Linked DNA regions of Homo sapiens: region 2 is linked to region 1. A link is a loop called in an ENCODE intact Hi-C map of the cell type or tissue named here. Cell type or tissue: MCF 10A. All regions are shown on one strand. Region 1 has its middle 36 kb from the start of PSMB1. Region 2 has its middle 93 kb from the start of LINC01624.

The links. A loop is a pair of places that touch in the nucleus more often than their neighbours do. Peaks named below come from ENCODE experiments on the same cell type or tissue, not always from the same donor. Only the 100,000 strongest peaks of a DNase experiment are listed, where the experiment ranks them.
Region 2: it touches region 1 in a loop (6-fold over the local background); 2 of 110 quality-filtered maps call a loop at or near these places.

Annotation. Positions count from the first base shown.
Region 1 is chr6:170,515,724-170,518,223 of GRCh38, reverse strand. No RefSeq gene overlaps it. Among named protein-coding and RNA genes, the nearest start is that of PSMB1, 36 kb to the left of the region's middle. In MCF 10A, a CTCF peak has its summit at 994 (motif pointing right); a DNase peak (open chromatin) is centred at 1,033.
Region 2 is chr6:170,178,231-170,180,730 of GRCh38, reverse strand. No RefSeq gene overlaps it. Among named protein-coding and RNA genes, the nearest start is that of LINC01624, 93 kb to the left of the region's middle. In MCF 10A, no CTCF peak of the experiment used is centred here; DNase peaks (open chromatin) are centred at 1,450 and 2,110.

The DNA of each region.
Region 1 (2,500 bases):
CTTGTGAGGTTTCTGCCGAAAAGTCCACTGTTAGCTTGATAGTGTTCCCATTGTATGTGATTTGACTTTTTTCTGTAGCTATCTTTAAGATTTTTTCTTTAGAGTTGACCTTGGACAGTCTCATGACTCTCTATGCCTTGGTGATATTTGTTTTGTATAGTCTCTCACAGGTGTTCTCTGGATTTCTTGTATCTGCATGTCTACTTCTCCAGCAAGAATACGGAAATTTTCTTGAATGATTCCCTCAAATATGTTTTCCAGATTATTTACTTTTTATCCTCTCTCAGGAATGCCAATAGTTTATAAGTTTGGTCTATTTGCATAATCTCTTAGTTCTTGAAGATGTTGTTCATCTTTAAAAATTCTCTTTTCTTTATTTTCGTATGACTGGGTTAGTTCAAAAGACTGGTCTTCAAGCTCTGCAATTCTTTCTTCTGCTTGGTCCAGTCTATTGATAAAACTTTCAATTGTATTTTTAAAATTTCTTAAGTGAGTTTTCAATTCCAGAAGGTCTAATTGATTTCCCCCTTTGGAAGATGTTTGTCTCTTTCTTCATTTCGTGGATTGCTTTGAAAGTTTCTTTGTGTTGATTTTCAACCTTGTCTTAGATTTCATTCAGCTTCCTTGCAATCCATGCTTTGAATTCTTTATGTGTCATTTTTGAGTTTCCATTTTGGTTATAGATCATTGCTGGAAAGCTAGTTCAATTCTTTGGTGGAATCACTATATTCAAATTTTTCATGGTGTCATAATTCTTGTGCTGGTTCCTTCTCATCTGGAGATGTTGACACTTCTAATTTTTGTGAATATTTTCATCCAGGATTCTTATCTTTTTCTTTCTTTTACTATAGTAGTATTATTAGTTTTCTTTCCTTTTCCCTTTACCCCCTCCCTAGGGGTGCAACTGTAGAGAATGCTGGGTAGGGTCTTTTGGCTTTATTTCTATAGCCCTGTGCACTTCTTTCAGCTTTTATATTGGGCTGTGCAGTTCGACCTACAATCCAGTAGATGGCACTTATAGGTAAGAGCCAGCAGCAGCCAACGTGGCTGGGTCTATACTTGATCCTTCTTTAGTGGCCGAAGCTTACCGTTGCCTCAGGCAATGGGGTGATTCTGGATTGCACAGTGGTCTGAGCTCCCTGCTCAGCCCTAGGGGGTGGAATGGGGGCCACAGTGGGCAGGCCTGGACTGGGCAGGTCTGCCTACAGGTCCACCAATGGCAAGCACAAGCATCCTTTTACTTTCAATCTCCCTGTATCATTGTATTTGAAGTGAGTTTCTTATAAACAGTGTATATTTGGGTCATGCTTTAATTCACTCTGCCAATCTCTTCCTTTTAACTGGTTTATTTAGAGCACTTACATTTAATGAAATTGTTGATACATTAGGTCTGAAGTTGCCATCTTTTTTTAAATTTTCTGCTATTTCCCTCTGTTTTGTTTTTCTGTTATCCCTACCTTCCTATATATTTCTTGAATATTTTTGTTTTACAATTCCACTTTGATTTATGTATTGCACTGTTTAGTTTATCTCTTGGTATCGCTTTTCTACTTATTACACAAAACACGGTCTATCTGTGTTAGCATTTTACCAGCTCCCGTGAAAAGTAGGAAAAAAGGTGACCTCCTTTATGTCACCTCACCCTCCTCATTTATAATTTAATAATCATAAATATTTGATATTAATAATATGTTTAATGTAATTGTCTGAAATATTTCCTCCATGTGTATTTACAACCACATCAGTTAGGGTTATAATTTTTGCTTCAACTATCAAACATAATTTAGAATATTCAAGAGGAGAAGGAAAATGTATTTTTTAATCTATATTTTTACTATTTTCCTTGTTCTTTCTTTTTTCCTAATGATTGAGAACATGTCTCAGAGCGTCTGAGGAATGTGAGATATGAATTTTTTTTTTGAGAGAGACAGGGCCTTACTCTGTCACCCACACTGTAGTGGAGTACAGTGGCATGATCATAACTTATTACAGCCTTGAACTCATGGGCTCAAGTGGTCCTCCTGCCCCAGCCTCCTGCGTAACCAGGACTACAGACATGCACCGTCATGTCAAGTAATTTTTAAATCAATCTTTCCTTCTTTTCTTTTTTTCTTTCTTTCGTGGAGACAGGATCTTGATCTTACTGTGTTGCCCAGGGCGGTCTTGAACTCCCATTCTCAAGTGACCCTCTCACCTCAGCCTCCGAAAGTGCTAGGATTATAGGCATGAAACACCATGCCTGGCCTGATATGGAAAATGTATCAGACGCAGAGAGACATAAACATGAGACTCTAATCATGTCCTCTGCAGCCATACCTGGGGGCAAGTTTTTAAAGGCATTTTGATTTTTTTTCCCTTTCTTCTAGTTTCCAGGCTAGCTGATAAATTACCTAAAATGTTACCACAAGTTGCACAATGTAACTCTCATCCATAATCTTCATGTTCATGGAATTTGTGATACAAAGAAAAATGTATAGCCAACCAATCACTTTTGTTATTT
Region 2 (2,500 bases), 340 kb after region 1:
TCCTCCAAGAGCCAGAGCGAACATGTGTGTTCAGTTAATCTTTCATGTCTTTCAACTTTAACACCATCTAGATTTCTGACATTCTGGAAAAATCTCTCTGCTTGTTTTTAAAGCTCATTTACTCACAGTGCTGTTATATTCATTCTAAAATTCAAAGCATAATTTGAATTTTTAAGTTTCAACAAATGTATCCTTAATTTCCTGTATTTCTAATTGGTTCTTACTCATAACTTTCCATTCCTGAGTCGCAGATACTGCATGTTCCTTTTGGCTCTCTGAGGCTATTGCTTACACTTTAAATGTTCTGTTTCGGTGGTGCTATTAGCTCAGTTTTCTCAAGTGCAAATTCTTTGGTAATCTTGTCTTCATGGCGTTGATGCTTCAGACGTCTGACTATATTTGACTGTGGGGTCGTCTTTGAGGTAGTTATTCCCCCGTACACAGCCTGCCAGAAAAGTCACCTTTTGGGGCTTGAGTTCTGGGTTATCCCAGGGAGAGTGGGAGATGAGTGGCCTCTGACCTCTGAACCTTGCTCTCTGGGCTGGCTCAGGCCTCCCCAGCACATCTCTGGCGCGGCCTCCTCTCCCTGGCCCAATTGCTGCTCTGCCTGGTCCTGACCCCTCTGCCAGCTTCCCAGCCTGGGTAAGGGGATCGGTAGCAGTTGGAAAGCCAGCCCCTTCTACTGGGACCTGGGGAACTCCCGTGTGCTCTCCAGGATGCACCTGCCTGCCTTCCTCCCTGGCGTGGAACTCCTGGAGTGGCTGTGTGCTCCCATGAGCCAGTCCAGGAGTGGGCGAATATTGGAACGGCAGCTGCATCTTTAATGGAACCTGTCCGGGTTTCCTGAGAGCTGCTGATTCTCAGAGAATTCCTGTTCTTTGTTTTTCCAGATGCCTCTCCATATGTTTACTATTTTTTCCTATCATTTCACAGTTTGATGTGCATATGGGGAAAGACTTCAGCATATGCTCAGCTTGCAATCTTAAGAGTGAATGCATTTCTATTCTTTCAAAATGTGATTAATAAGTTATATTCTATAAAGTGGAGCATGCCTTTTTAAATGGCTTTACTATTGTACAAATTCTGTTTATTTTGGAGGTATTGGTTCTTACAGCCATCAATAAAGACACCAATTATGTACTAACATATATAAGTCCCCGGAAGGAGACAAATTTATATTATGTTAGCAAATTGACTGTAAAATCCTCTTTTTCTGGAAAGATGATCTTCTTTTGGGAGGAAAACACAGATCTCCTAGAGAGAGTTTCCTCATAGCTGATATGTCTGAGGACGCCTGCCTAGATTTGCATTTCCTGACATTTTCCTGTAGTTGTGTGTCATGCATTTTAATCTAGTGACTCTAGCAGTTTGGTTGCTTAATGGATTTAGTAATAGGAGTTTTTTAAATAACACACAATCAGATGAAACACAATGCCAACATATCAACTGGTGCCAAGCACAAATATTTGTTTAGTGAACGAGCAAGACACATGTGGGAAGCGTGCGCTGCCTGATCCCAGGGTGCTGTTCAGACGCCGCCTCTCGCTCGGCCTCTAATCTAGGCTGTTCAGACGCCACCTCTCGCTCGGCTGCTAATCTAGGTTGGAAGATTGGTGTTCAAGGGAAGAAAGCCTCTGGTGCCTTTGTTCACTCGTTAAACAGACGGGCATCACGTGTCAGTTCCATGCCTGGCACCGTGCTGCGTGCTGGGGTCACCTTTGCCCCACCCCGCAAGCTTGGTTCCAAGGAGAGCAGCTGATGCAGGGTGGGGTTGGGTGCTGGATGGGGCTGGGGAGGACAGCTGGGTGGCCCTGTCCTGGGTCATGTGCTGGATGGGGCTGCAAGACTCTCCAGAACCCATTCAGGGCCTGGCCGGCTTCCGGGCTGCTTGGAGGAGGCGCTCATATTACAAACCTACAAGGATGGGGCGCGGGGGTGCCTGCCTCAGGCAGTGTGGACCCCACGCGAGTGTACCGGCCTAAGCAAACCTGCATGGGCCCAGCCAGGGAAGCCCCACGCCATCAGCTACTGAACACCAGCTCCAGCTCGCTGGGTTCCTGAGGGCACAGGATCCTAGCCGTGCCAGTCACCTTTACCAGGAAATGTGTCATTTTGCCTGTGGCAGCCCAAATGGGTCCTAGACGAAGGCACCCTGTCTTCTCGTTTGCAGACCTCTGCTGTGCACAGTCATCTGAATCTCCCTCCCCACACATGCACAGCAGGAAAACAAGAGGCTACATGATTTTAGACCTGGAAAGGACCCCACTCTGCAATCCTGCTACACTTGGGAGAGAAGAAACGAGACAGAAAACAGGCCCAGAGAGGCCTGGGCTGCCCTGCCCGTGGCCAACATGGCCCTGGCAGAGCCCGGCACCCTCCTGCCTACCCAGAATTCTTTCTCCTGCATCCAGTGAAGGGGCAGAGCCCCAGGAGCCTGTGCCTGCTGAGTAACGGTGGGAAGATTGTATTCATACACCTGCAAAGGCGACGCCCGCCAGCC